Linked DNA regions of Homo sapiens: region 2 is linked to region 1. A link is an interaction called in ENCODE POLR2A ChIA-PET data of the cell type or tissue named here. Cell type or tissue: PC-3. All regions are shown on one strand. Links, peaks and the distances in the headings refer to the core of each region. The heading gives the core; the rest is flanking DNA.

Region 1 (2,917 bases), core at 239-2,738:
TCTTCAGGTTCCCCAACATGGAGGCCATTCTTGTCCCATGGAAAGGCCCCAGGTCTGCAGTCTTCTTGGGAAGCTCACCATTGTCCTGTTGGGTTGCTGGGTCCTTGGGTCAGTGGAGTTGCCTCCATCCCCCCGCCCCACCCCAGAGTCCAATCCCTGGGCCAGGAAATGCCTGTGACCTGGCAACCTCTGGACAGTAATGAAGGAGGGGGCACCAGCGAGCACCTTTGGGGGCCAGGCACTCCCGGGAGTGGCAAATGGGCACCCCATTTCTCTCTCTGCCTTTGGTCTAGCTTCCTTGCTGGGCCGAGATTACGCCACTGCACTCCACCCTGGGCAACAAAAGTGAAACTCCATCTCAAAAATAAATAAATTAATTAATTAAATAAAATAAAGATAAATAAATAAAATATACAATTCAGGCTGGGAGTGGTGGCTCACACCTGTAATCCCAGCACTTTGGGAGGCCGAAGCGGGCAAATCATCTGAGGTTAGGGGTTTGAGACCAGCCTGGCCAACATGGTGAAAAATACATTTTTACATTGTATTGTAAAAATACAAAACTTAGCCGAGTGTGGTGGTGCATACCTGTAATCCCAGCTACTGGAGAGGCTGAGGCGCAAGAATCACTTGAACCCAGGAGGTGGAGGTTGCGGTGAGCGGAGATTGTACCACTGCACTCCAGCCTGGGCAACACAGCGAGACTCTGTCTCTGAAAAAAATAATATATGTATATATAATTCAGTGAGGTTAGACAGATGTGAATACTCATGAAGCTATCACCACAATCAACTTATCAAGCATTTCTGTCACCCCTAGGAATTTTCTTGTGTCCCTCTGCAGCCAATCTCTCCTTCTGCTCCTGGCCCTAGGCAACTGCTGATTGGCTTTTTGTCAATAAAGGTACATTTTCTAGAATTTTGTACAAATGAAATCATGTAGTATGTAACCTTTTGGGTCTTTCACTTAGCATAATTATTTTGAAATTCATGCATGTTGTATGTATTAACAGTTCATTCCTTCTTATTACTGTGTAGTATTCCACTGTGTGGATACATCATGATTTGTTTATCCATTCACCTGCTGATGCACCTTTGAGTTGTTTCCAGTTTTTGACTATTGCAAAAAAAAAGTTGCTAGAAACATTCATGTACAGGTCTGCATGGACATGTTTTCTCTTGTTTTTTAGAGACAGCATCTTGTGTTGCCAAGGCTGAAGTGCAGTGGTACAATCATAGCTCACTGCAACCTCGAATTCATGGGCTCAGGCACTCTTCCCAACTCAGCCTCCTGAGTAGCTGGGACTACAGGCACACGCCACCATACTCAAGTAATAAAAAAAAAATTTTTTTTAAGAGATGGGATCTTACTGTGTTGCCCAGGCTGATCCGGAACTCCTGACCTCAAGTGATCCTCCTGCCTTGGCCTCCCAAACTGTTGGGATTACAGGCAGGAGCCACCACACCCAGCCCAATTTTTCTCTTAAAGTCTGTTTTGTTCTGACATTGGTATAGGCATCACAGCTCTCTCTTGGTTTCTATTTGTGTGGTATAAATCTCTTCCCATCCTTTTACTTTCAACCTGTTTGTACCTTTGAATTTAATTTGTGTCTCTTGTAGGCAACATCTAGTTGATTTTTTTTTTTTTTTTTTTTTTTTTTTTTAGGCAGAGTCTCACTCTGTTGCCCAAGCTGGAATGCAGTGGCACAATCTCGGCTCACTGCAACCTCTACCTCCTGGGTTCAAGCAATTCTCCTGCCTCAGCCTCCCAAGTAGCTTGGATTACGGGTGTGTGCCACCATGCCTGGCTAATTTTTTTATTTTTAGTAGACATTGGGTTTCACCACGTTGGCCAAGCTGGTCTCGAGCTGCTAACCTCAGGTCCGCCCACCTCAGCCTCCCAAAGTGCTGGGATTACAGGCATGAGCCACCACGCCCCGGCCTGAATCATGTTTTTAAATCCATTCTGCTGGCCAGGTGCAGTGGCTCATGCCTGTAATCCCAGATTACAGGGATTACCCGCCTCCCAGGTTCACACGATTCTCCTGCCTCAGCCTCCTGAGTAGCTGGGACTACAGGCGCCTGCCACCACTCCTGGCTAATTTTTTGTATTTTTAGTAGAGACAGGGTTTCACCGTGTTAGCCAGGATGGTCTCAATCTCCTGACCGTGTGATCTGCCTGCCTCAGCCTCCCAAAGTGCTGGGATTACAGGTGTGAGCCACCGGGCCTGGCCTTTTTTTTTTATTTTTTTTGAGATGGAATCTCACTCTATTGCCCAGGCTGGAGTGCAGTGATGCAATATCAACTCACTGCAACACATACCTCCCAGGTTCAAGTGATTCTCCTGCCTCATCCTCCTGAGTAGCTGGGATTACAGGCACCTGCCATCACACCCAGCGAGCTTTTGTATTTTTAATAGAGATGGGGTTTTGCTATGTTGGCCAGGCTGGTCTCAAACTCCTAAGCTTCAGTCTCCCAAAGTGCTGGGATTACAGGCATGAGCCACTGCACCTGGCCCAATCTATTCCTTTTGATTGTGCTTAATCCATTTACACTTGATGTATTTACTTGTAAGGTAGAGTTTATATCTGCCATTTTGGTATTTGTATCTATAGGTCTTATGTCTTTTTGATATGGCCTGTTTTCTTTTGTGTTAAACAGTATTTTCCAGTGTATCATTTAATTTGATTATGATGTGTCTAGGTGTGGACCTCTTAAGAGTTTATCCTCCTTGGAGTTTTTTTGAGATTCTTAGATGTATGTTTTTTGATCTGGGAAGTTTTGGCCATTATTTCTTCAAATATTATTTCTGCTCCTTTCCCTCCCTTCTCTTCTTCTGGGACTCCTGTTACACAAATGTTGGTATGCTTGATGGTGTCCCACAGGTCTCTGAGGCTCTGTTTACTTTTTTTCATTC
Region 2 (2,917 bases), core at 102-2,601, 89 kb before region 1:
AATCCTAAAACAGCCCTCTTCCTAAGGGAAGATCTTTAGCCAGTAAAGGGCTAACCAGACAATTCTGTCAATTATTTCCTTTAAGGAGAGACTCAATGACTCCAATCCTCTCCCACCAGGTAACCCAGAAGGAGGCTAATGGATTGACTCCCCTACTACTCAGAAGACTTAATCCCCAAAACTCTGAGAGCTGCTACCGCCCACCCCCCCCGCCACCCCACCAGGAGCTAGAAATCCTCTTCCCGCTGTCTACAAAATCTGCTTCCCACTAGAGTGTACAACTCACTCTACTACCCTGTCTTCTGGCATATTTCCACTGTTACATGGTTCCACATATTTGTAGCACAGTATCTGGGCTGTGCATCTATTTGTAGAAGGGACAGTGTCAATAATCAAGGGGAAGCCAACGGTCATGTATTATAGGTGTATGTGCCTCCCACTCAGGGTGCATATTCCAGATACATCTGAGGAGCTGGCCCCATCAGCTCTAAACTGCTTTGAGTTGGGTACAGAGCACAACCAAGGGGCAATGGTCCAGACTGATAGGAATAAGCTTCAAACACCCACTCTGCTCAGGATACCCAGCTAAGTGTTTTCCTACCCAAATCCTCACAAAATAACCTGCAATGTGGTATTACTTCTCCCAATCTGACAACTCAGGAAACAAGAGGCTGCCAGGGGTTGAACTGCCCCAGGAAGCAGCAAGATCAGGTTTCAAATCCTGAAGGCAGGGAAATAATGAAGAATACGAAATTTGGAGTCCAGAAGACTTGGATTCCAATCCCTATAATGTCACTTATCTATCACATGATTGGGCAAATTGTATGATTATATAGAAGCTCAGTTTCCTCATCTGGAAAATGAAACAATACCTACCTCATCAGGTTATTAGGAAGATTAAATGGGATAGTGTTCAAACAGCACTGAATACTGTGCCTGGCCCAGAGTAAGTAAGGTAAGCTCTCAATAAAAAGGTACCTTAGACTACTTACAATTAACCTAGGCTTCTGACATCCACATCCTGGCCTCTTTCTATGTATACCATCGAAAAATTCTCTCTCAAAGTGGGAAGAAGTTAGCTACAGCTGTATGCTTTACTCAACGGATGAAGCTGATCAAAGATGGTGACACATGGGACCAGAGGGCACAATAGGGAACTGGCTCAGTCTGCATTTGGAGAGGGCTGTTTTGTAGGGGTCCTCTGTGGTTTACCAGAGGAAGCAGAAGACGGAGATTTCATGAAAAAGCTGGCCTTTCTAGGGAAACTTGCTAGGCACATGTAGGAACATGAGTAGTCTTCTCTGCAAGCTATGAGTCAAGACATAGTAAATGGTAAGCCCTGGGGCAGATCATTACAATTTCCTCCCAGATGCTTCCTGGCACCACTGGCTTGTATCACTAGTTTCATAATGAAACTGATACGAAACCAGGTCTCATCATCACTCATCCCTCCTTTACCCCATCTTTTAATAGTCAGCGAAGTAAACTGACTCCTGTTCCTAACTGCAGCATGGTTCCACAAGGCCACACATCTTGGCCAAATCACGGGGGCATGAATGGGCTTGCATCAAACTCTTTCTGGGGCAACTTGATGATGAGCACATGGGGCAATAGTTCAGAATTTAAGGCTGGAAAATGAAAGCCTAAACATAGCTCTTTCTTCCACACCCATCCAGGGCTTCAGACAGTCATTTGACCGCATTAGCCTCAGTTTCTCCCACAAGGATTCTGAATTACAAGGTCAATGAACCTGATGAAGAGGTGCCTGCTCTACCAATATAAATGGACAGCTTTTAGCACTGAGCCTAAATGTACATTCCCTAAAATACTGTCGGGGAAGGGAAAAAGGGAATCAGTAACCTGAGGCTGCTTCTAGAGAAATTAACAATTAATATCATAGGACACATTATAGGTAAAAATAAATAAAAAGAGAAATTAACAACAAAAAAGCCAGAGCTCTATGTATCTGCACTCGATAGAAGACATCCAATGGAAACCAGGAGTCTCTGGCCTATGTTCAAAGCTCCTCTCTAAAGATCATCCTGCCAAGCCTGGCCTCGGGTCCTGAACTGGCGCCACTAATAAAACTTGGGCAAGAAGAGTTTGGTCCCTGGGGTACTAGAGCTATTGGGAAAAGAAAGCTTTTTAAATAGACTTATAAGAATTGATGGATGCTGGGCTAAGAACTCATTCCTCTTATGTTCCAGGCCTGCTTTTAGGTTGGAATTTGCCTAGACACCTCCATACTCCCAAGGGAATACCCTTGAAGGTCAGGAGCTTGTCTCTTCCTGGAGGTGCTATCTGGTCCTGATGTCCAACATTACTGGATGTTCTGGCAAAATAAAACCACCCATCTTTCCGTAGACAAAATGTCCATCAAGTGATCACTCTCCACCAATTTCCCTACTGATCTCTGGGTATTTTGACTAGAGGAAAAGGAAAACATCATCTTAAACATATTGTGGCCAAAAGGCAGCCTGGGGAGTTGGGGGAAGAGATTGCCTAGGAAATTTCTATTCTAGCTTGCTTTAGGGACATACCTAGCTCACAAAACAAACAAATTTGTCCTTATAGCTATCACTACCTTCTGTTAAGGGATTGGGATAAGAGGGCACCGGGGAAAAGTAGGTGGAAGTGACTTGAAGAAAGATTCTGGCATTTTTCCTAAGTAAAACTACATATAGAAAAAAGTTCACCAACTAAGAAATACAAATTAAAAGGGCAAGTGCTGTGTCACAGTTGGGAACCGGGTGCTGCTATATATTGCTAGGGGTGGGGGAATATTAACTGGCACAACCTTTCTGGCAAATTAAAATGCCTTAAACAAGCCCATTGACCCAGGAATTGTGCCAAGATACCATCCCAGATGTGACAAAACCATACCTGCCAGGATGTTCGTGACTTGCTTAATAGGGAA

What was found. Peaks named below come from ENCODE experiments on the same cell type or tissue, not always from the same donor. Only the 100,000 strongest peaks of a DNase experiment are listed, where the experiment ranks them.
Region 2: POLR2A ChIA-PET joins it to region 1 with 7 read pairs; 2 of 35 experiments call an interaction of 5 or more read pairs at or near these places.

What each region holds. Positions count from the first base shown.
Region 1 is chr16:68,577,610-68,580,526 of GRCh38, reverse strand. No RefSeq gene overlaps it. Among named protein-coding and RNA genes, the nearest start is that of ZFP90, 40 kb to the right of the region's middle. In PC-3, for the core only: no CTCF peak of the experiment used is centred there; no DNase peak of the experiment used is centred there.
Region 2 is chr16:68,666,911-68,669,827 of GRCh38, reverse strand. All of the region lies in intron 2 of CDH3 (cadherin 3), which reads right to left. Among named protein-coding and RNA genes, the nearest start is that of CDH3-AS1, 22 kb to the right of the region's middle. In PC-3, for the core only: no CTCF peak of the experiment used is centred there; a DNase peak (open chromatin) is centred at 1,357; H3K4me3 peaks cover 893 bases; H3K27ac peaks cover 2,500 bases.